3 separate regions of the Homo sapiens genome follow, and regions 1 and 3 are each linked to region 2. Evidence: chromatin loops called from intact Hi-C (ENCODE). Cell type or tissue: CD14-positive monocyte. All regions are shown on one strand. Region 1 has its middle 17 kb from the start of NALT1. Region 2 overlaps C9orf163 (chromosome 9 putative open reading frame 163). Region 3 holds the start of AGPAT2 (1-acylglycerol-3-phosphate O-acyltransferase 2).

Region 1 (8,000 bases), 75 kb before region 2:
GGCCATCAGCCGCCCCGGATGTGGGTGGAGGGCTGTCCCTCCTAAGGAGCTGTGAATGGCCCCACTCAGCCCCCACCACCACCCTCTCCCTCCCTACCCCGCCCATGACTCCTCCAGCCTGTTCCTGCTCTAAGGGTGCCCTCGGGAACACAGGCCCTTGGTCCCCAGAACAAGACCTCTATTTTGGAAGGGGAAACTGAGTCCGGGTGGCTTCTCTGCACTTTCGATTGGCCGTTAGAGACCCGGGTTTGAGCCCCACCCACAGCCTGTGGGCAGATCACCTCCCCTCCAGCTGGGGTGGGGGCTGCCGCCCAGAGAGGGCGACCTGCACCCCTTCTGTTTTTCAAATTGAGTTGAAACTCACATCCATCAAAACCGTACAGCCCCGTGGCATTCGGTGCAGCCGGAGGTCGTGTGGCGCTGCCTCTGACTCCCAAACGTTTTTTAAGGAGCTCCCTACCCGCTAAGGAGCCATCACCCCCTCCCTGGTCCCATCCGCTCTCTGCACCCGGATCCCCGGGCTGGCCTGCTCTGGGCGTCTCATGGCAATGGAATGTGACCGCGTGTGGCCTGGGTGTCTGCTGCCTCACAGAGTACAGGGTTTTCGGGGCTTCTCCGCACGTGGCCTGGGTCAGACTTCGTTCCTGGTCGTTCCCATTCATGCTCAGGGAAGTGCTCAGGTCTGAGGGCCTCTGCCGGTCCCCAGGACCGCCCGGGAGCCAGGGGCTCTTCCAGCCCCCCTGAAGGAAGGAAGCGCTGCCTGGTTTTCAGGAGAGAAGACTGAGGCGCGGCGGGCGAATGGGCTCATCAGCAGTCACAGAGCAGGGCTTCCCCGAGGGTCCTGCCACCCAGCCCCTTCTGAGAGGCGGAGACTGCACTCTCCAGCCTCAGGGGCCTGGTGTGGCCCTGAGCACAGTGAAAGGGACAGAGGCTGCAGCACCTGGGGAAGGGCCGAGGGAGCCCCTCCCACGCATAGCAGCCTGGGGGAGGCCAGCCTGGGCCCATCCCATCCGCTGTGCAGGGTGGAGAAAGACATCTCACCTCGCCTCGTTTGCATCTTATGTAGGTATGGAAATGATTAATGGTGAGAAAAATGTCTGCCGTACCCGGGGCACCTTATAGGCCCGAAATTCACAGGGGGCCGGGCAGACCCTCCCCCCACAGCCCAGGCAGACCCTCCCCCAACAGCCCGGGCAGACCCTCCCCCCCAGCCCTGGCAAAACCTTCCCCCGGGCAGACCCTCCCCACCAGCCCTGGCAAAACCTCCCCCCCCAGCCCTGGCAGACCCTCCCCCCACAGCCCGGGCAGACCCTCCCCCACCAGCCCTGGCATACCCTCCCCCACCCAGCCCGGGCAGACCCTCCCCACCAGCCCTGGCAGACCCTCCCCCCCAGCCCTGGCATACCCTCCCCCCCCCACAGCCCGGGCAGACCTTCCCCCCCCAGCCCTGGCAGACCCTCCCCGCAAGCCCAGGCAGCTCCCTGGGGCTGTAGATCATCCTCGCACTCAAGTCTTCAGTAGAAAGGACAGATTGTTTGCCGGGAGATGTACAAAGCCCAGCCACGGCCACTCCCTGGCCCGGGTCAGTTCCCAGCTGCTCTATCTGGGATGGGTGCCAGTGGCCAGTGTGGGGCATGGGGCTCAGGGCAGCCTGAGGGACAGAAGCCCTGGCCGTCCGCCTTCCCGCATATCTGCCTTTTTCCCGCGTGTCCGCCTTCCCGTGGCTCGCCAGCTTTGGGGTCTGGCAGAGGCTCAGATCCTCTCCCCAGGAGATCTCCCTGGAGTCCCGGGACCTCCTTGGGGCCTGAGTGGCTGCTGGAGTGGTCTGGGCCCCACCGGCCTCTGCCTTTTCCTCACCCGGTCTTTAACGTGGACCCACCTCACAGGGCTGTTGTGATGACGAGTCAGACAAAAGAGAAGCAGAGCCCTCGGCTGCCCAGTCGTTTGCTGTTACCCCTTGCTGCCGTGAGAGCCCACCGGGGACCACCTGTGCACCTGGGGTGCGAAGGCCTCTCCTCGGCCCGCCCTGGTTAGGGGGAGGGCAGAGTGCCGGCCGCACTGAGTCCTGAGTTGCCTTCTGGCCTGGCAGACCCGGCCGCTGCTGGCCAGAGGTGGCTGCGCCCCAGGCCTGGTGCTTCCGGGGTCGGGGTCCAGGGACTCAGCCGAAGGCAGGGGTCCCTTGTCCCCACCCCAGGGCTCTGTGCTCCTTGGGACCCGCTGGCCCTTGGGGGCTCAGGTCCTTGTCCCCCACCTTCCCCATCCAGAGGCCTAGGCCTCACTCCAGTGTCAGCACACGGTGTTGGTGGAGGGGTTCCACCCTCCCCTGATCAGACCCCTGACAACCCGCCCCATCCTGCCTCAGTCTTCATCCCTCCTTGTTCATGGGCACCTGCCACGTCCAGCCCTGTGCCTGGCCTCAAGGGCCTCGCGGGCTCGCAGCAGCCGAGCGGGTGGGAAGGGTGAGCCACATAGATTGGAGAGGGACGGAGGTTCGGGGAATGTGGAGGGAGCATCTGCGGGACTCCCCAGGAGCCACTGACTCTTCCCTCCCCTTTGGGGCTGCGACCCCCACAGCCGGTGTCATTGCTGCATCCCAAAGGCCTGGGGCCTGGAAACCATTCCCAGGACAGCTGGAGCAGGCCCCAAGGGGACTCTCTGCCCATTAGGGAGGGGGTCTGCTGGCCCCAGTGGGAACTGGCTCCTCCCCTGCCACCTACTCACCCCGCCCACTCAGAAACTCAGAGACAGACCTTGGAATCCTGACCCCTGCGGCCTCATGGGGAAAGTCTCTGAGTTGGGGTGAAGATAGAGTCCCATAAATCATATTCATTTTGGTAAGAGGGTCCCCCATAGATCACCATGTGGCCAGGACCGGGGCGGAACCTGGCAGAACCCATACCACCTCTTCCCCTGCAGGACGGCCGGGGTGGCCATGGGGCACCTCCTCCCTCCCACACGCGCAGGTCTCGAATTCACAGCCCTGGTCTGCTTTGCCGGCTGAGAGTCCTTGGCGGCCGACACATCCACGTCTCTACCTCCCATCCCATAATGAGTGTTTCCCACGTTGTTAGAACTTTCCACAGGCATTGCTTTTAACAACTGCACATCATTCAATTAGACAGACGGGATGGTTTTCCCAGCCGGGCCTCCCCTGCATCTGGGCCGGCTCCAGCTTCTCCCGGTTATAAATAACGCGGGCGGGGGCGTCTCCCACGGAAGGTTTTCTGGCTTCGTGCTATTTCCTCGGGATAAACTCCCAGAAGGAGAATCACTAGGTCAAAAATGCGAGCATTTTATGCCTCTTAGGACACACGGTCGTCAGAAGGAATCTGGACTCCATCTGGAACAGAGCGAGGACCCCTCTACAGAGCCGGGACCTTCTCCGGAAAGGAGCTGGGCCTGCATGGCCGTGCACAGATGCCGGGAGTGCGGTGCTCTGTCCACCCAGGACTCCGCTTGCAGGGCCTCACGCTGCATGGCTGACCCAACCCAGGACTGCGCTTGCGGGGCCTCACACTGCCTGGCCCACCCAATTTCAAACAGTTCTCACGCTAGAAGATGCACAAAGCCAGCTTTACATTTTGGGGAATGATTCAGAAGGGCCAGGGACCTGCCGAGACACCTGGGGCTTCTTTGTGGGGCCCCATCAATGGGAGGCGGGGACCCTTGGGTCAGCCCAGACCCTGCTGGGCCTCAGTTTCTCATGCCCAGCTCCAGCCGGGAGCCTGGGCAGGTCCAGAATCACCGCACACGCAGAAGGGCCTCACTAGGACGGGGTGAGAGGTGAGGCTGGGAGCTGGGGCTTCCTCTTGGGAGTCCAGCGGGGCGACTGCCGCCCACGTGTGGGCTCCCTTGAAATTCACAGACACACCCAGCGCGGTTGCTGGCCGCAGTGCTGGCTCAATAAGGCCAGTGGAGTCAGACAGTGAGAAGTCACCATTTCCTGCTGATCTGAAACATCTTGTGAAACCCTCTGGCCCAGCCCTTTCCTTTCTCGTGGCAGCCTCTGGTCCCCTGTGGACTTTCCTGTTTACTGCACCCCAGAGGTGGGCCCTGACCTGGTTGAGCTGGGCTTAGCTGTCAGATTCCATTTTGGGCCTCGGCCCCCAGGTCCCGGCCTGCAGGCAGCTGGGCTGGTCGGGGCCGGCTCCTTCATGCAGCCAGCGCATTAGCTCCAGGCCTGGGGTGCTGCCCGCTGTGCCCCTTCCTGGAAGCCCTCCCTGCCTCTCCAGCGGGAGACAATGCAGCCTCTGGGGCAAGGCAGGAGGCTGCGGGCAGGCTCCAGGGACCTCCTGCCAGGCGTGGCTGCAGGGCGCCCCTCCCAGGTGAGGCTGGCAGCTGCCTCCTGGTCAGGTTCACACCCACCCTCAGCGTGCAACAACCCCCCTCCTCAGCCCCTTCTGCTGTGACCTGGGCTGCTCCTCCCTGCGGTCACTATAGGAGTCCCACGGCCCTGTCCCCAATCCTGCCCTTCTGCCTAGTCCTGGGCCCCTCCCCTTGAGCACTTCCCAAGCTCTGAGCCACAAGCCCGTGGGCCTCTGGAAATCCCAGGGCCTGGGGTATGACGGGGCCAGGGAGGGGGAGATTTGTCCCGGGGCAGCTGCTTTGGGCAGTTCGCTCTCGCATGGAGGGCATGGTCCAGGCCCTGTCGGGTGGGCAGGTGGCCCCACAGCTTTCTGGGCAGGGGTCTTGCCTGCTGGCCTCATGCTGAGCGCACCTGATCAGCCACCCGCTGCGTGTCTCACCATAGCCCCACTGTACAGGTGAGAACATGGAGCTGACTGAGGGAACAGTGTGGACGCAGCAGAGTCGCCTGAGAACCCAGCTCCATGGCCCCCACGCCAGCCACCAAACCCCTCTGTGACCTGAGAAACAGAAACCAGACTCAGCCCGGCAGGTGTCAGACCCTGGTCTGGTTGGTCCGCAGCGGCTCCTGGCTCAGCGCAGGGACTGCCAGGGTCCAGGGGCCCTCAGGGGACTTGTTGAAGCCCAGCTCCTGCCAGGGAGGACAAGAACTCTCTTCTTCCAGGAGTAAACAGAAACGAGGGCCTGGCCCTGGGGTCCTAGGTGCCTCTGACCCCACCAGGAACCTCTGAGTCTCCCGAAGCACCTGCTGGCAGGGTGGGTGCAGCTCAGCATGTGGGAGGACATCGGGTCGCCATTTCCCGATAGAGCCAACAGCCTCTCCTCAATGTGCTGTGCGGCCAGCCTGCCCCAGCTGGCTCTGGACTGAGGAGGTGGGCGCAGGGACTACAGAAGGGTCCATGCTGGTGGGGGGCCCACTGCTGGGCCTAGGCAGGAGAAGGCTCCAGGCCAGAGGCCGCTAGCAGGGCAGACCCCAGCCTAGCCACGCGGGCTGGGAGGAAAGGGGAGGATGCGGCGTCTGCTGTGACAGGCTTTGGGTCAAGGGTCTGCTCTGAGCCCCGAGCTCACCGCCACAGGGGCTTTCCCAGGCTGGCTTGGCAGCGGGCGGGGGCTCAGGGGAGCTCAGGAAGCGGGTGGTTCCCACAGCAGCGGCTCAGGCAGGCGGCCCACACACCCAGCCAGCGGGCTCCCGTGGGAAGGAGACCTGGAGGCCGGGGCTCTCCTCCCGTCTGCTCTAACCTCCTGGACAACCTTCAATGCTGTCCTTCCCTCTCAGGCCTCAGTTTCCCAGTGATCTTGAGGGGTGGTCGCTGGAGGTCAAAAGGGGAAGATGACTGTTCAGTTGCCTTGTAAGCAGTGAACGCTTGCAGAATCACAGCAGCTCCTGGCGTGGCTGGATCCAGGGCTCCGGCAATGCTGCCTGGACTTTGTGTCTGTCCCTCTTTGGGCTCCCTGACCCTGATGTGGGCTCCCTCCCTGGTAATCCCTTCCCACGGTGTGGCAAAGATGGCTCATGTCCCCCAGGTCGGCAACTCCCCTGGAAGATAGGGTCTGCACAGGTCCTAGGCCCCCCTGTTCCAGGCAGCCTGGGCCCAGAAGTCCAAACACGTGGGCAGATGGTTAGGGGAACAGTGGGTCCCCAAACCACAGCTGTCCACTGAAAGTGCTGACCACAAGCCAGGCCCAGGGCCAAGCACCAAGTGCCCACTGAGCCCACCTCATCCCCTCACAGGTGCCAAAAGTGAGTCCATTCCACAGAAGGGCACCCAAGGTGCAGAGCGGAAGTGTCACCTGCCTGAGGTCACCCAGCTTCAGGCAGAGACCAGGTGGATATGAGGATCAAGGATCCCGGTTCCACGGGCTGAATTTCAACTCCTGAGCTCTCCTCGGGCTTCCCCAGTGATTCTGGAGCCCTGCAGGGCAGGAAGCGAGTCCTAATGCCCATCCCAGACCTGCCGCCTCAGTGTCCCTTCCTGCCTTGGGGGGAAAGCTGGGGTGAGGAGGATGCAACAGGGGCAACCGTTGGACCCCAGGGAGAGCCCAAGTCCTGGGCATAAAGCACAGCACATTCATTCCGGAGCTGGGCCTCACCTGGGGCAAATCATATTTTCACTCTAAAACAAATGCAAACTCAATGATTAAGATGAGCTACACACACTGGCTCTAAGGTGAACAATTCAGGAGGGTTTGGTCGCACGCGGCCAGCGTGGGCCCTCAGTAGCGCCTCTGGGTGGAGCTCTCTCGGGAGTCTTCCCTCTCGGCTGTGGGACTCGAGGCGGCCAGGAGAAGCCAGAACTGAGGGCATGCGGTCCACGCAGGAGCACGGGAGCCACGGGCCACGGGGTCCCCTCCTCACAGGAGCCACTGGTCGCGGGCAAGCACTGGGTGGTGGTGGAGTCCCAGATGAGCTCCAGCACTGTCCAGAGAAAACAAGGCTACCGTCCAGCACACGTCCTCACTCACCCCGGCCACGGTGATCTGACCACGGCCACGACCAGGCCACGGGGCCTCCCCACCACTGGGTCAAAGGCTGTTCTCAAGAGACTCAGTGACTTTTGGAGCACAGAGCATCTTGGGTTAGTCTCCTGTCCACTTGGTTCCATCAGCTGAGTTGTGCAGGGGTTCCTGGCCCACCTGGAACGCAGGGCCTTCCTGAGATGCCAAGTACCCTGGGCTACAAGGGAGAGTTCCCGTGGCTGGAGGGCATGGCCACCGGGAGGACGCCACAGAGAAAGTCCCAGGACCGATGCTCTGAAAGCTGACCCAGTGCTGCCTCGGAGGGCCCCGGCTTGACTCACCACCCATCCCCGCACTAAGTCTATGCTGACCCTGGCATGCTGCACCCACCCAACCCTTGTCCTCTGCAGGTCCCAGTCTGGTGGGGCAATGGGCACCGAGTGAAGTTTTAAGAAAATGACTGTGGTTTCCAACCATAATGACGAGCCCAGCAGTCTGGGTTGTGGGGCTTGTGGAAGGCTCCATCAGAGGGTCCTGTGAGCTGAGGAAAGGGATCGAGCTGGACCCCAGGACACACTTCTACCCCTAACTCTGCTCCTAGGGGCTCTAAAAAGTAAAGGAGTGTATTAGGCCATTCTCACACTGCTATAAAGAGCTACCTAAGGGCGGGCGCAGCAGCTCAAGCCTGTAATCCCAGCACTTTGGGAGGCCAAGGCAGGCAGATCACGAGGTCAGGAGCTCGAGACCAGCCCGACCAACATGGTGAAACCCTGTCTCTACTAAAAATACAAAAATTAGCTGGGCATGGTGGCAAGCACCTATAATCCCAGCTACTCAGGAGGCTGAGGCGGGAGAATCGCTTGAACTTGGGAGGTGGAGTTTGCAGTGAGCCGAGATCAAGCTGCTACACTCCAGCCTGGACGACAGAGCAAGACTCTGTCTCAAAAAATAAAAACTACCTGAGACTAGGTAATTTATGAAAAAAGAAGTTTAATTGACACAGTTCTGCAGGCTGTTCAGGAGGCATGGCTGAGGAGGCCTCAGGAAACTTACAATCATGGTGGAAGGCAAAGAGGAAGCAGGCACCATTTTCATATGGCCAGAGCAGGAGAGAGTGCGAAGGGGGAAGTCCATCCCGTGCTTCAATCATGGCCCACCAGGCCACGCCTTCAACATGT
Region 2 (8,000 bases):
GCTGGGGGCTGCGTCTGCCAGCCAGCGCTGGGCACCAGGACCAGGAGGGGCCACCGTGGAACTGCAGTGAGTGGCCTGACTCTTGTCTTCAAAGGGGGTGACCCAGCCGGAGTCCTGCCCATAAAACTCCCAGCACCCTGAAATTCCACTCCTGGGGGTCTGTCCGAAAGAAGTGAAAACAGGGACTCAAACAAACGCACGTGGCCACTTGCTGTCCCGGCATCACTCAGTACAGCCACAGACAGCCTGAGCGTCCACTGCCAACGACGGGTCAGCAAAACCGTCTGCTGTGACGGTGAACCTTAGTGTCAGCTTGGCCGGGCCATTTCGCCAAACGGAGTGTGTCTCTGAGGTGTTCTGGATGAGGTTCGCATTTGCATCCACAGCCCGGGTAAGGCAGTCCGCCCTCCCCAGTGTGGGTGGGCCCCGTGCGGTCCGCTGAGGCCTGGGGAGAACAATAGGCCGAGTGCCAGGGGTCCTCCCACCCAACCGCTTGCACTGGACATTGGTCTTTTCCTGCCTTCAGACTTGGACTGAAAACGTGGGCTCTTCCTGGGCCTGGAGCCCACCGGCCTTCGGACTCGCAACGCCATCAGGCCTCCTGCCTGCAACTGCAGACCCTGGGAACTGCAGGCCTCGAGGTCGTGTGGCCAATTCCCTGCAATAACCTCTCCAGTGGCACGTCTTATGGGCTCCGCTTGCCGGAAGAACCCTGACGAATGCGCACGAGGGAATATGATTCCACCGTAGAAAAGGAGGCGCTGACACCCACCATGCGGACAAGCCTTGGAAGCACGGTGCTCAGTGAAGGGTGCCGGCCGCAAAGGGCCGCAGGTGCAGTGACTCCATTTCTATGGGGTGCCTGTGGTCACCGAACCCATGGAGACAGAAAGTAGATTGATGGTTCCCAGAGCCGGGGGGAGGAGGAAAGGGGAGTGGCTGCTAAACGGCCCGGGGTTTTTTTTTGTTTTGTTTTGTTTTTATACTTTAAGTTTTAGTTTATTGTGGCACTGTTCACAATAGCAAAGACTTGGAACCAACCCAAATGTCCAACAATGATAGACTAGATTAAGAAAATGTGGCACATATATACCATGGAATACTATGCAGCCATAAAAAATGATGAGTTCATGTCCTTTGTAGGGACGTGGATGAAGACGGCCCGGGGTTTTACTTTGGAGTGACGCAAATGTTCTGGGCCCAGGGAGAGGTGGTGCGTGCACAGCCCTTCGAGTGCACTAAATGCCAATAACGCGGACACTTTTTTTTTTTTTTTTTGAGACGGAGTCTCGCTCTGTCACCCAGGCTGGAATGTGGTGGCGTGATCTTGGCTCACTGCAACCTCCGCCTCTGTGTTCAAGTGATTCTCCTGCCTCAGCCTCCAAAGTAACTGGGATTACAGGCCCCTACCACCACACCCGGCTAATTTTTTTGTATTTTTAGTAGAGATTGGGTTTCACCATGTTGGCCAGGCTGGTTTCAAACTCCTGATCTCAAGTGATCCACCCGCCTCGGCCTCTTAAAGTGCTGAGGTTACAGGCGTGAGCCACTGCACCTGGCCTAACTCGTACACTTTAAAGTGGTTAATTTTAGGTTCTGTGAGTCTCACCTCAATATGTTATTTTTTTTTTTTAATTAAAAAAAGTTTTTGAGACAGGGTCTTGCTCTGTCACCCAGGCTGGAGTGCAGTGGTGCCATGATAGCTTATTGCAGCCTCAACCTCCTGGGCCCAGGTGATCCTCCCACCTTGGTCTCTCTAGCAGCTGGGATTACAGGTGCACACCACCTCACCCACCCAATTTTTTTGTTATTTTTTGCAGAGATGGGGTCTCACTTTGTTGCCCAGGTTGGTCTCGAACTCCTGAGCTCATGCAGTCCTCTCCTCACCTTGGCCTCCCAGAGTGCTGGGATTACAGGTGTGGGCCACTGCGCCTGGCCACATATGCAACTTTAAATATTTCAGTAGCCACATTAAAAAGGTAAAAAGAAACAGGCAAAGTGTATATTAATACTACAGCTTAGTTAATCCAATATATCAAAAATATTATTTTAACACAACATAAAAAGTGAATGAGTTTTTTTTTGTTGTTTTTTGTTTTTTGAGACAGAGTCTCCCTCTGTCACCCAGGCTGGAGTGCAGTGGTGCGATCTCAGCTCACTGCAACTTCCGCCTCCCGGGTTCAAGCGATTCTCCTGCCTCAGCCTCCCGAGTAGCTGGGATTACAGGCACCTGCCACCACGCCCAGCTAATTTTTGTATTTTTAGTAGAGAGGGGGTTTCACCATGTTGGCCAGGCTGGTCTTGATCTCTTGACCTCGTGATCGGCCCACCTCGGCCTCCCAAAGTGCTGGGATTATAGGCGTAAGCCACCACGCCCGGCCGTGAATGAGATGTTTTATATTCTTTTTGTTTGTTTGTTTTTGGTACTGTGTCTTTGAAACCCAGGATGTACAGTACACTCACAGCACCCTAGATTGGGCCTGGCCACACTTTAAAAGGTGTTCAGTATCTCCAGGAGGCTCACGTCCAGATTCGGACTCTTCAGCAGGATGCCAAGGGGGCTCCAGACAGTTCCACCCAGCGCAGGAAAACACCAAGTGTATCTTCAGCCTGGTGACTCACTCCACGCCGCTGCCGGCGTGAACCCCGAGTGTGGCGCTGCGTCCCTCTGGATAGAGCAAAGGAGGGTCCCAAGAGCCCGGAGGCACCAACTCATCAGGGCCCACAAATCAGGCCCCCGGCAGGCAGGGCTGCCTCCATCCAAGAGGGAAGCACGGTGCCGTAGCCCCCGGGCTGCTCCAGGGATCGACAGGCCTGTGCTGCCTTCATCCCAAAAGTCTCACTTGCAAAGGGTGTCCGTGGGGCTCAACTGCGTGCTCAGCGGTGGACTGATTTCGTTCTGTGTGGCTCCTTATCTCATCGTGGACCCAAATCCACGAACCACACATGAGGAGCTCTGCTGGAGGGGGCAGCACTGGGCAGAGGCAGACAAGGGGGAGCGTCACGCGGCTGTTTCCCGTGGTGAGCATCCACCAGCAGCGGTTCCTGGTGGGACACCGACGTATTCGTCTGCAAAAGTAAAAGTGTTTCAAAACAAAACCGGGTCCAGCTTGGTCCCGGTGCGTTGAAAGTGCTGGCGTTGGCCAGGCGTGGTGGCTCACGCCTGTAATCCCAGCACTTTGGGAGGCTGAGGCGGGTGGATCACAAGGTCAGGAGATTGAGACCATCCTGGCTAACACGGTGAAACCCCGTCTCTACTAAAAAATACAAAAAATTAGCCGGGCGTGGTGGCAGGCGCCTGTAGTCCTAGCTACTTGGGAGGCTGAGGCAGGAGAATGGCGTGAACCTGGGAGGCGGAGCTTGCAGTGAGCAGAGATCATGCCTCTGCACTCCAGCCTGGGCGACAGAGCAAGACACTCTCACAAAAAAAAAAAAAAAAAAAAAAAAAAAAAAAAAAAGTGCTGGCGTTAGTGGAGGTCTCTCAGAGGGGGCGTTGCAGGGCCTCCCACGTTACTCAGGCTTTGCAGACGAAGACGCAGGGTCAGTGAGTGAGCGAGCTTTGGGAAAGGCTGTTCTTCAATCTGCATCTTGAAGGTGGCTGGGTGGCGCCTCAGTCGCCTGCCCCGACGTGACTCCCGATCTGGCTGCTTTGTGTCTTTGCTTTCCACCTGGCGGCTGCTGTCCTGGCTGTTGCTGTACCTCAGTGTCCTCGTGGGTCAAGTGGGGACCTGGGTGCTGGCCCTGGGCCTGCGATGGTGAGCTGCTGGTGCACGCTGGGCATGGGGTGAGGGCTCAGAAAGGGAACAGCTCTTGTTATCGTTAGGAGGTTTTCAATCGCATTCTTTGTTCTCCACCTGCATGCCGTGTTGGCACAGTTAAGCCTGGCGGCCCCTTCAGCAGGTGTCCTAACCGTCTACATTTTAAGATGGACAAGTCTAGGCTCATGGAGATTGCAGGACTGAGCTGCGAAGCTTTATTCATGCCCAACACGACAGGTGCCAGGTGCCCAGGGCCTCAGAGGTGGGTTTCCGTTGTTCTTCACACAACCTTGAACTTGTGGCCCATCCCTGGACCTTACAGCACAGGACACACTCTCAGTGTTTGTTAGGAATCTATAATTTTCTGCGGAGTCACGCGTGATATTTGCTGTGGCTTTTGGTATATCTTCCACTCTATCGCACGGGATTTTCTGGTGAAAATGTGCCCTGGGTCCACACAAACGTGCACATTCTACCACAGCCTTTGTCGTTCTGTTTGGCATTTTTCCATTTAATAAAATGAACCTTAGAAAAGTTATAACTACGGCCAGGCGTGGTGGCTCACACCTGTCATCCCAGCACTTCGGGAGGCCGAGGCGAGAGGATCACCTGTGGTCAGGAGTTCCACACCAGCCTGGTCAACTGGTGAAACCCCCCTCTCCACTAAAAATACAAAAATTAGCTGGGCACCATGGTGGGCACCTAGAATCTCAGCTACTTGGGGGGGCTGAGGCAGGAGAATTGCTTGAATTCGGAAGGAGGAGGTTGCAGTGAGCTGAGATTGCACCACTGCACTCCAGCCTGGGGGATACAGTGAGACTCGGTCTCAAAAAAAAAAAAGAAAAGTGTATAACTTTACTTTTTTTTCTTTTTGTGGAGATGGAATCTTGCTATGTTGCCCAGGCTGGTCTCAAACCCCTAGGTTCAAGTGATCCTCCCACTTTGGCCTCCCAAAATGCTGAGACGACAGATGGGAGCAACCTCACCTGGCAAGCGTGCACCTGTTACTTTGGCCGACTCAGAGGCGGCTCTCTGCCTCCCCCTGGTGGCACTGCTCTGCCAGCGCCCCACAGGTCCTCCCGAGTGACCACAGGGCAGAAATGGCCCTCACCCCACGCCCAGGGCCATCCCCCGCGACACTGCTATTATCCTGTTTTACACATGAGGAAGCTGGGGCTCAAAGAGGTTAGGCGACTTAGCCAAGTTCGCCCATTCACTGAGCCAGGGCTATGTGATTCCCGGTCCGTGTCAAACCACGAGGAGTCACCTGCCCTCAGAGGAGCAGGAAGGCCTGTAGAGTTGATGCCATCCAGCCTGGTGACTTTTCAGACAGGGAGACGGCTGCTCAGAGGGGAGAAGGGGGTTGTTGGGCCACTTTGCCAGGAGTCAATACCATGGCCAGCCTGGCATCGGATACTTTGCCAGGAGTTAATGCCACGACTGGCCTGGCATCGAATACTGGAGCTCTTCCCAGCTCCACCCGGGCCCTTTTCTCTTCCCTATCTACAGTCCCCAGGCCACCAAGTCCATGTCCACCACTTAAATCATCACTCAATGCTCAGGACTGTCTCCTGCCTGCTGTGTGTGAACCCCGTGCTGTGCTGGGGTTGTGCCCTCGGGGACTCTCCCGGGTTCTTGGGGACTCTCCTGGGTTCAGCGCCTCTTTCTCCTAGGCCACCCAAGGCTGCCTCCTGGGCCCTGGCTCTCCCTAGCCCCTAGCTCGAACCCTAACCTGGAGAGCCTTTGGGGCCCAAACTGGTTGCATCGCTCCTGGCTGAAAAGCCTCTGGAAGCTTCCTATACTTCCAGACACCACCTGCGGGTCTCTTAGCAAGCCTACAGAGTCCACACTAGCCTACGCCCACTGGCCGCTCACCCCGCAGAAGCCTCATGTGGACTGTTCACTTCAGCCAGAAATGCTCCTTCTCCTCCTGCCTGTCCCCAGCAGACACTGCATGGTGCCCTCTGTATGGGCACCTCTGTGGCCAGCCAGCATCCATGTTCCCCGGAGGCAGAGTCTGGGCTTGTCTGTCTCACGGCCACAGCCCAGCTCCTAGCAGTGCCTGGGGTACAGCAGGGACTCAGCAGACATCTGTGCATGGTTTGGGGATAGAGGACTCGTGAGCTTACCAAGACCCTGCCTCAGCTCAAGGACAGCCAGCAGTTCCTCCTGTGGCCCTGGGGGCCTGCGGTCCCAGGTTACTGTGACATCGACATCAGCCTTGAGCTTTCTGCTTCATTCCTAGTGCTTTTTAGCACCTTACATGGTAAGTACTTGGCTCAATGATTCCAGAAAAATGTTCTCTGAGACCTGCTATGTGCCCAACATGCTTGAAGATGCTGGAGATGAGGAGCATGACGCTCCTGCAGTAACGAGGCTGCTGGCAATGCCGTCAATGTGCCCTGTGCCTCCGGGGAGGCCTGGTGTGGAGGATACGCTTGCCACCCTGTGAGGTCAGGTCCAGGAAGTCCTTGCAGGAGGCCGGGAAAGGGCAAGGCTGTCACCTTCTTTTACAGGGGAGGAGGCAGAGGCTTGGAAAGGCCAGGTAGCTTGCCCAAGGCTGAACACCTGGGTAGTGGCTGAGGGTCTCTGACTTCTGGAAGCTTGCAGTACAGCTGGACACACGGTAGTTAGCCCACCATTGCTGGAGCCATCTTACCTGTGCTCTGCTAGCCAGGTGGGCGCCCAAAAGGAGATGCCTTTGCCTGTGCTGGGAGGAGGCGCTGTGGGACCCATTCCCCAGCAGCCGAGAGCAAGGGCACATGTGCCAGGGCGGGGATGCACCTTCAGCCTCATGTCAGCCCTGGGAAGGCCTAGAAAGTGGACAGTGCTGTCTCGCTGCACACCCCTGGCGAGCACACCGGGCGAGCACTCCAGGTTAGGGTGGGGCTCAGAGGTGAGTAGAACACGGGAAGGGGGTGGCAGCGTGGTGAGCATGTTTGCGGACCCTATGCTGTGTGCTTGGCAGGCCTTGTGCATGGAAGTGAGTGGGACTGAAGCTCCCTCCACACTGCCCACCATGGCCCTGGGGGTCTGGCCTTCCCCTCACAGAGGTGACTTCCTCTCCTCTATGAGGGTAAGAAGAGGAAGCCTGGCCCACCCTCTGGCCAGCCTGGTGGCATGCTGACAGGGAACCCCTGCAGGGGCCTGATGAACAAACGCCACAGAACAAACTCTACGGACCCTGCCTCCAGATCTGCTTCCTCTCCCCTGATTCCAGCTTCCCAGCCCTATTCCCTCCTCCTCCAGGAAGAGCTCCGTGTCAGTGCTCTCCACCTTGGAGGCCTTCATATGTTTTTTTGCCTGGACCACCCAGCTAACCGTCTCACAGAGACTGCCCCTTCCTCTCTCCAGGCCAAGCCTCCAGCTTCAGCGTCCAGGACTAAGGGTCTGTGTCAGGGGCTGAGGACAGTGTCCGGCAGGGAGCAGGCCTGCCCAGTAAACCTCCACAAGCACCCAGACATACTCGCCACTGCTATTTTACACCAGGTAGGAAAGAGGAGCAGAAGCTCACAGTGAGGGGCCGTCCTGCGTTCACTGAGACTGCTGCTCTGCTGGGGGCTCCCTGGAGGACCGCCACTGGCCCGCCAGTTGTCAGCAAAGAGCCAGGTCCACCCATCAGCCTCTGGCATTTCAGGCCCCTATCATAGGAGGCTATAAGCACAGGCTAGGGGTGCTGAGTGCCTGCCTTCTAGACCAACACTGTCCAGTGGAAATGTAACACCAGCCCCATGTGGAGTTTTACATTTCCCAGCAGCTATGTCAAAAACAAAAGAAACAGGTGAAATAAAATTAAATAGTATTTTGTTTAATCTGATACATCCAAGATATTGTCATTTTAATATGCAATAAAAAATGATTGATTCGATATTTGCATCCTTCACAACCTACCATGTAGTTTACACTCAGAGCCCAGCTCAGTCTCACAGCAAGCACCAGCGGCCCCCGTGCTGGACAGCATGGCTAATGGGAGGAGCTGACCCGTCGGAGGCACCAAGGTCACGCTGTGACCAAGGCTGTGGTGACGCAAAGGCAGCGGGTTTCCTGGCACAGCCTGGAGGTGCACCAGCCTGTCCTGTGTGCTCTGCATAATGTGGTACAGCAGTGGTCACAGAGCTTTGCACCAGATGCTGATTCCAGCCCACCTAGGGGGGTTCAGGGAAGTGGTGACACTTGTGTCCAGCCTCCAGGTGTGAGCAGGGGCAGAGACTTGGAGAATGGAGAAACCAGCGGATGCTGCAG
Region 3 (8,000 bases), 200 kb before region 2:
GCCAGCCCGGCAGCTGCCTCCTGTCACACACTGGGCACGGCGAGCGTCACGTCTCCACTTTACAGATGAGGAAACCGAGGCTCTGGTGCCTTGGCTAACTCAGGGTTTAGGTTTAAAGCCAGATGGACTGGTCTTCAAAGCCCGGCTGCCCTGCCCCTGCCAGTCCTTCCTGGGCCACACAGCACTGGCTTCATCTCTGCTTCCTGGAATTGGAGAGGCTTGGCTGGTCCTTCCGTCCTCACTCGCTCCCTGAGCTGTGTGGGCTCCCCGGGCCTCAGCAGCCGGTGCCAACTCAGCTCTCACTGTCACCTGGTGTCATGCGCTGTCTGGCCGGGTCCCAGCAAATGCCCAGGAGGACTCTCAGCTGTCCTTGGGTGGGTACAGCCGCACGGCCACCACCGGCCCAGCACTCCCTGCCCCTGGTAGCTGAGGGCATCTCAAGGGTCAGACAGGGCGCTGGCCATCCCTACACAACAGAACCAGGCTCCCAGTCCCTCACCACACTCTTGGGATAAACCCAGCAGAGCCCATGCCAGCCCTCCCTGGGTGAGAAGCACTCATTTTAGAGAAAATCTCTTTTCTAGGCTGGGCGCGGTGGCTCACATCTGTAATCCCAGCACTTCGGGAGGCCGAAGCGGGCAGATCACTTGAGGTCAAGAGTTTGAGACCAGCCTGGCCAACATGACAAAACCCTGTCTCTATTAAAAATACAAAAATTAGCCGGGTGTGGTGTCGGGCGCCTGTAATCCCAGCTACTCAAGAGGTTGAGGTAGGAGAATCTCTTGAACCCAGGGGGCAGAGCTTGCAGTGAGCCGAGATCACGCCACTGCACTCCAGCCTGGGTGACAGAGCGAGACTCCGTCTCAAAAAAAAAAAAAGAAGAAGAAAATCTCTTTTCTTGGCATCTCTGCCAGCCCATAAGATTCTCTGGAGCTTTACTTCTAGAAACAAATAATGTGTTAGCTTCCCAAATGTGGCATTATATTAAAATACACAGTACTTCCTCATCACTCCCCAAGTCCCTGGCCCGCCTCCTCTTGGATCTTGTCGGAGGAAAAGTGGACGTTTCTCTCAACACTTCTGCAAGGTGCAGAGAAGAGGGAGGAGGTGAAATTAGGTCTCACCCTCTTCAGGAGAGCAGTGGGCAAAACCCCACCTTGTCTGGGGAGGCAACAGGGTCACCGTGTGCTGCCCTGGCACTGTTCCTGCCAGCCCTGGCAGGAGTCTTCCGGCTCAGAGTCAGCCTCTTTTCCTCTGTCACGTCCCGGCTGTCTGGTGTTCACCCTTGAGAGCCTCAGTTTTCCCTCTGTAAAATGGGGATGCCTTTGCTACTATGGAAAGTGTGTGCTGAGCACCTGCTATGTGCCAGACATTGGCCTGAGTGCTGGTCGCACATGGTGCACAAAACAGATGAGGCCCCACGGGCTCCATTCCGGGGGGAGGAGAGGAGGGAGAGGTGTCCAACACACACACAGTCACCTAGGGGTGCAGGAAGATGGTGGCCACCCTGGAAAGGTCGGTGGGCTGGGAGGTAAAGGACAAGAAGGGGGCTGGCATGTAAAGCCCCTGGACAGGCCTGATGGTTGTGAGGACTGGATTCCACAGCCAGGGTACAACCTGCTCGGGACCTGGGTGCACAGAGCCTCCAGCTGAAGGTGCTGTGAAGCCCCACTCCTCCAGGAAGTCCACCTGGGACCCCAGCCCACACCCCCGCATCCCCCAGCTCCCGGCAGCGGCACTCCTGTCTGCAGGGTGCACCCACCTCATCTGCCCTGGAAGATGAAAACCCCGCAGCCGTCAGCAGCCACCTCTCAGCCTCTCAGAGGCACAGCAGTGCAGCTCTCAGACCTCCCGGCTGCGGGGTGTGCAGTTCCGGCTCCAAGCGTGGAAAGAGGTCAAGCCAGGCCCTCCAAGCTGATTCCAGATGAAGCCCATATGGATCTGGAAGGAGACTGGGCTGGAAAATGCTCTCCTGGGTTTCGCTGTAAGATGCCTACAGGCCTAAGGCAAAAGGATGTGTCTCCACTTTCAAGAAAAGCTGGGACCGCCTGGGCAGGGGCTGCTGAGCCCAGGCAGCGAGACCCCACGTCCTTCAGGACCGCAGTTCCCCATTCATTTGAAGAGCAGTTTCTGTATTTGTCATTCTCTCAGTACAGTTTGGGGGGTGGTTACAATGTTCAGGGAAATGTTTTAACAGCTCAACTCTGCATCTGAAAAAAGAGGGGCCGTGCTCCCCTGCTGACCCGTTAGAGCGCAGGGCGGCCAGCACTCCCGCAACTGCAGCAAACCCAAGAGTCCCTATGAGGAGGGACCCCAGGAAACTGCTTTTCAATCTCCATCTGCTCCCTGAGGTGGGACGCCGGGTGGGGGCCGGGCCAGGTGACTGCTGCCCTTGTCCCAGCTGCACCTTGCCCTGCCACGCTGGCCGTGCTGCCAAGCGGATGTGAACGCCGCCACCTGACACCCACCTCGCCTGCCCCCGGAGCGTCCCTGGTGACAAGGCTACTTCTGGCACCCAGGGTGGGGCAACCCAGCCCCGCCCAGACACACGCCCCAGTTGGCCTGCGCGCCCCCACGAGTCTCCCCGCAGGGGACCGAGAACACCCTAAGAGCCAGGCTTTCTGCCAGGTGGCCACTGGTCACTCGGGGGCGGTTCCGGCGGCCCTTTGCGTGGCCACCGGCCTGGCACGGGCGCATCCCCGCTGGTTTTACGCCCTTGGGGAGCTGTGGTTCTGCGCGCGGGAGCCTGTGGCTGCCCCGGCAGCGGGGGGAGGGGGCACCGGGCGGGGCAGGAGGCCCAGACCATGGGGGGCAGCGCCAGAGCCCGAGCCACCGGCAAGCCATGATGGGGGGGTCCCCTGGGACCGGGAGGGTGGGAGCAGAGCGCCAGAGCCTCGGTAACCTGGCAGAAGGCTGTGGGGAGGGAGCGTGGAGGGGAGGTCCGGGCCGGGTGACCCAGGGCGGGAAGGGGGGGCCGTGTCGGGGCGGGGTTGGGGACAGTGGCGGGGCGGGGCCTGGTGAGGGGACCGTGTCGGGGCGTTGTTGGGGACAGTGTCGGGGCGGGGCGCCGCACCTAGCCCTTCCCTGCCGCGCGCTCCTCCCCCACGCCGCGCCCCGCCCCGCCCAGCCCCGCCGCCCTCGCAATAAGGGGCCTGAGCGCGCGGGGGAGAAGCGGGAGCGGGAGCGGGAGCGAGCTGGCGGCGCCGTCGGGCGCCGGGCCGGGCCATGGAGCTGTGGCCGTGTCTGGCCGCGGCGCTGCTGTTGCTGCTGCTGCTGGTGCAGCTGAGCCGCGCGGCCGAGTTCTACGCCAAGGTCGCCCTGTACTGCGCGCTGTGCTTCACGGTGTCCGCCGTGGCCTCGCTCGTCTGCCTGCTGCGCCACGGCGGCCGGACGGTGGAGAACATGAGGCAAGGCCGGGGGCCGCCGGGAGGGGCCGGGGAACCGCCGCGCCGCTTCCGCTTCCCTAACTTTCTTCTGGGCTTCCCTCCTTCCTGCCCCGCCCGTCCCGCCCCGCTCCGGGGCTCCGGGGAGAGCGCGCCTGGGCCGGCGGCAGGCACAGGAGGGGGTCCCGGAGTCAGGGGGTCCCGGAGTCACGGGGTCAAGGAGCCGGCGTCACAGTGCCCAGCACCCCACCCCCCGCCCTGGCCCCGGGCGTCTACACCGGTTTCGGCCTCCGCCGCGTCCCTGCAGCCCGGCGTGGGGTTCCGGGGGTGGAGCAGCTTTCGGAGAGAAAGGGGGCCGGTCCGCGCTGGGAGAGGCTCAGCCCTGCTTCCTGAGCGGGGAAACCGAGGCCGGGGCGGCGGGGACTTGCCCCAGGGCTATTGATCAGGGCGCACGACGGCGTGGGGGCACCCCTCGGCCTCCCTCCGACCCCCTCCTGACTGTCCGCCCGGTGATGGGCGCACCTGTGGGGCGGGTTCCCCTTTCTCTCCCTTTCCTCTTCGCAGGGAGGTGGGGGACCCGGAGGGGACCTGCTTCCGTGCTGGGGAGCGCGCCCCTGGCCTACAGCTCCGGGGGCCCAGCTTCCAAGCGAAGGGAAGGAAGAGTTAGGACTAGGGTTCGGCGGGGCTGAAATTTTCCCCTGGACGCCTTCCAGAAGGTGGGAGCTTGGTTTTGCCAGGCTGGGGTTGGGGGCCAGAGGTCAGACTGGGCTGCCAAAGACGGCGGGGGCTGCCTGCTCCTGGGCGGGGTGGCTGCTGGAGAAGGCTCTTGCCTGCCCCCTCTCCCTGTTAGCCGTCCCCAGGCTGTTGCTACATTTCTCCCTGCCCTGTTTGGACTGCCCAGCCAGTGGCTTTTGCAATGGCCTGGGGTGGGGGCATTGTGGCCCCAGAGGCCCCCTTCCCCGTGGTTCCAGGGGCAGTGGGTGAGGGTTTGCTAGCTCCCTGCACTCGCTGTCCTTGCCAGCCCTGGGAGGGCACTGAGGCTGCTGGAACGGGCCTACAGTCATGGCTTCCAACGGAGCCCCAGAAGCTCCAGGAATATGAAGGAGGACCCTGGGCCTGATGGTGAGCATGGAGAGTCCGAGAAGGGCCTGCTGGCTGCTCAGCCAGACGTGTGTGACCAGTGGTGATGTGGGCCAGGTGGCCCAGGCCGGGGTCCCGGGGAGCGCACACTCCAGGGCTGGCCCAGGTGGTGACTGGCGCTGACGTCCCCAGTGGAGCACCCTTCAGCGAGGAAGGCAGTTTGCAGAAACAGGGAGTTCCTGGGGGCTGGGCTCTGGGCACCTGTGCTGGAATCTGTGAAGGCCTCACCTGTGGTTCTGGCCCTGGGATCCCCTGTAGGCAGGGGTCTCTGTGAGGGGCCCCCCTCAGCCCCTGGGGTGCTTCAGAGTAGGGGCGAGGGTGCGGCTTTCCCAGCTGAGGAGGGGCCAGTCTGTGGGTTCCTTGGGGTGCCCCCCACCCCGAGGAAATGGCTTGTGTGGTTCTGATGCCTGCAGGGCATCCTGTGCTGGGCGTGTCCTGGGGTGTGGACAGGGGACGGGGTCCTGTTCTTTTGGCAGAAATGATGGGGCACCTGACTTAGGAGACCCTGGAGCAGACCCCACTACTGAGCCAGGCCACAGGCCACGGGCCTCTTCATCGGCGGCCTCCTCGTGTGAGAAAGCCTGGCTTGTTCTGCAGGGGCCTCTGCCTGGACTTCCTAGCTGTTTTCCAGGGACCAAATCACAGTTCACCTGCTGCCCTTTCTATGGACCTGGCAGGCTGGGTTGGCTGGCACTGGCCCTGCTGCCCCACTGGGCCCTGTCCCCATCTCAGCTTGGAGATTCTGGCTAACCTGGGTGTCCTCGGGACCTGGGGCCTCTGATGGTGCTTGGATGGGACCCTCCTGCCGCCCTCACCTCTCCAGGGCAGCACCCAGGCTCAGGCCTGTGGAGTAGTGGCTTCCGGGACACTGGCTACTAACAGCAGGTGCTTTGTTCCTGCTTTGGTCCCTGAAGAGAAGGGAGGGCCAGAGGGCAGGGCAGTCTGGAGGAGAGGCCTGGGGCTCCATGGCTACCTTCCCCCACACCTCTGCACGTGCTCCCCAGGCCCCAGGGTCCCTGATGACTTCCAAGACTCCCAGCAATGGCTAAGAGTGGGGCTGTTGCGAACGTGCGTTCCCTCCGTGGGGGCCGTCGGGAGGGGTGAGAAAGGCAGATGAAGAGCAGGCGCTTTGTCACTCCAGGGAAGGGACCCGGGGGGCTGGAAGGGAAGGAGGGGATACTCGGCCTCTGTTCCTGCTGTACGCCACGGGTGCCTCCAGCCTCAGGAACAGGGATTCGCGTGTGCTCTGTGTTACAAATAAGGACACTGAGGCTGAGATAAGCAACTTGAAACTGGGGCAGGGTCCCCAAGCCAGGATGGGGTGGAACTGGGGTTCGAACCCACTGACAGTGACTCCAGAGTACCTGCTTTTCCCTTTCCCCTTGTTCCCAGCCCAGCGCTTGGGGCTGGTGAGGCAGCCCTGCGGCAGGCCTGAGCTCTGGGAGGGGCGCTCCATCTTGCCCCTGAGCAATGGCTGCCCTGGCTGAGGCCCAGCCCCTCCCCACGGGGTTCCAGGCGGCACCCAAGAGACCCCCACCGTCTACACCGTAGTTCTGAGCGTGTGAGGGACAGTGATGGGACTAGAACCTCTGAGGCAGCCTTCGTTCCCACCGGGCTTGGGGCTGAGACCACGGACCCCTTCCAGGCAGGGGGTGTCCCCTGAGCCCTTCCCTGTGTGCGCAGTTACGGTGGAGCTGCAGGGGACGTTTCCTCACCAGGGGCCGATGCCCTGGTACATCCATTCGACAGAGGAAAGCAAAGCCCAGAGCGGCTCCGTGTCCTACAGCTGGGTTCAGCTACAGGATCAGAAAACCCTCAAGACAGCAGCTTAATCCACAGAGAAGTTTACTTTTTCATACAGCAAAGGAGACCAGATGGGCAGCCTAGGGAAACAGCAGTTAGTTTCCGGCTCCTTTGACCTCTATTCCCACCATTTTCAGGGTCCCAGACAGAAAAGGGGTGCTCTTCCTCTTAAGGATGCTCCCCGAATTGAACCCCACGCTCTGCTGGTATCTGGAGGCCGGGACCTAGTGGTTGTGGCAGCTCCTGGCTGCAGGGCAGGCTCCTGTCCCCATGGAGCACGTGCCCACACCACACGCCCAGTGTGGGGAGAACGCACAGGGGACTTGGGATGTCGGGCAAGGTTTGACCCAGATTTGCCGGCCAGTGCATGGTCCCGGGTCCTCTGACAGATGTCCGGTGATGACAGATGCCATCGGGGGCCCTGTGTCACCACAGCACTGGGGTCTTAGTCCCAAGGGAGACCGTGACCTTGGTCCTCCAGAGCGCTCCAGGTGTCTCTGTGCAGGCCCAGAAATTGGAGCTGTCCTGACTGAGGGATGGGAGGGCTTCTCTGGCCCCACCTCCTTCCCGCCCGCCACACCTGCACTCCTACACATCCGCTTTGAGGAGTCACGGGGACCCCCCACATCCGGGTGTTTGTGTGGGCTGGACCCCGCACCCCTATGGACCCATCCCGCCTTGTGCTGCAGCTTGGATGACACTTGTCGGAAAACACCAGATTCCTCACTGGGGTCCCTGTCCCCGGTGGCCCCAGCGAGCCCCAGCAGAGGGGGAGGGGGCTGCCCTGAATGAGCTCACGCAGCTGAAGATGGGCAAGTCCTGGCTCAGAGAGCTGCTGGGTCTCCTGGGAGTGTCCCAGCCCAGGACCAAGGCAAGGGTCAGCGAGTGGCCTTCCACGAGGACAGCCTGGCCAGTGGCCTGGGCCCTGACCTAGAACCGCCTCCCAGCTGCCTGAGCCAGGTGCTGGTGGGATTGGGGGCTTAGGCACATTGAGGGGCCTTTTGCTTCGATTTACTTTGGACTTTTTTTTTTATTTTTTGAGACAAGGTCTCGCTCTGTTGCCCAGGTTGGTCTTAAACCCCTGAGCTCAAGTGATCCGTCTGCCTCAGCCTCCCAAAGTGCTGGGGTCACAGGCATGAGCCACCGTGCCCGGCCCCACCCATTTTGGATTCTTCCCCCCCTCCCCCCCACCCCCTAGTCATCCCCATCACAGCCACTGTTGGTGGAGGTCCTGCCCTGGCCCGATGGTGCCCCGGGTGTCTCCGCCTCATAGAATGTAAGCCTGCACACCCTTCCACAAGAGCCTGGGAGGTCAAATGCTTTGCCCGAGGCCATAGCTGGGAAGAAGGGAAATGGGATCCAAATCCCCGTCAGGCCCAGAGCCTGAGTGTGGGAGCAGCCCAGGTGCCTGGGGGCTGAGCTCAGGCGGTCTGAGGAGGCTGGGTTCCTGCAGACCCCAGAGGGGTCTCTTACGGGGCTTCGCTCGAGGCCAGTGGACTCCAGTCTGAGGGCTCCTGAAAAAGACTGAGGCAGCACCTGGGCTTTCCCTCAGCAGGAGCCCACTGCTCCGATGCCACCAGAAGGGCCCAGTCTGGGCTCAGCCTCACTTAGTTTTGGGTGCTGGGCTGCTCCCTGGGCCTCCTGCCTTGCTGGGCAAAGCTGGCACAAGTCACC

The links. A loop is a pair of places that touch in the nucleus more often than their neighbours do. Peaks named below come from ENCODE experiments on the same cell type or tissue, not always from the same donor. Only the 100,000 strongest peaks of a DNase experiment are listed, where the experiment ranks them.
Region 1: a loop joins it to region 2, with 3 times the contacts of the local background. A loop is called at or near these places in 3 of 110 quality-filtered maps.
Region 3: a loop joins it to region 2, with 2.8 times the contacts of the local background. A loop is called at or near these places in 33 of 110 quality-filtered maps.

Annotation. Positions count from the first base shown.
Region 1 is chr9:136,560,732-136,568,731 of GRCh38, reverse strand. No RefSeq gene overlaps it. Among named protein-coding and RNA genes, the nearest start is that of NALT1, 17 kb to the right of the region's middle. RefSeq lists enhancers at 1-225, 3,396-4,257, 4,258-5,118. In CD14-positive monocyte, CTCF peaks have their summits at 3,805 and 4,004; DNase peaks (open chromatin) are centred at 3,921, 4,521, 5,571 and 7,941; H3K4me3 peaks cover 1,594 bases; H3K27ac peaks cover 2,920 bases.
Region 2 is chr9:136,485,613-136,493,612 of GRCh38, reverse strand. It overlaps C9orf163 (chromosome 9 putative open reading frame 163), which reads right to left. Exons shown (of 1, transcript NR_172629.1): 1 at 7,546-8,000. Among named protein-coding and RNA genes, the nearest start is that of C9orf163, 6.1 kb to the right of the region's middle. RefSeq lists a silencer at 4,703-4,752. In CD14-positive monocyte, CTCF peaks have their summits at 4,592 and 4,811 (motif pointing left); a DNase peak (open chromatin) is centred at 4,842; H3K27me3 peaks cover 434 bases.
Region 3 is chr9:136,682,583-136,690,582 of GRCh38, reverse strand. AGPAT2 (1-acylglycerol-3-phosphate O-acyltransferase 2) reads left to right here and starts at 3,126. Exons shown (of 6, transcript NM_006412.4): 1 at 3,126-3,407. The coding sequence starts at 3,226. RefSeq lists silencers at 2,400-2,479, 2,950-3,149, 3,370-3,939 and enhancers at 3,660-4,521, 7,971-8,000. In CD14-positive monocyte, no CTCF peak of the experiment used is centred here; DNase peaks (open chromatin) are centred at 3,062 and 3,412; H3K4me3 peaks cover 3,307 bases; H3K27ac peaks cover 3,107 bases.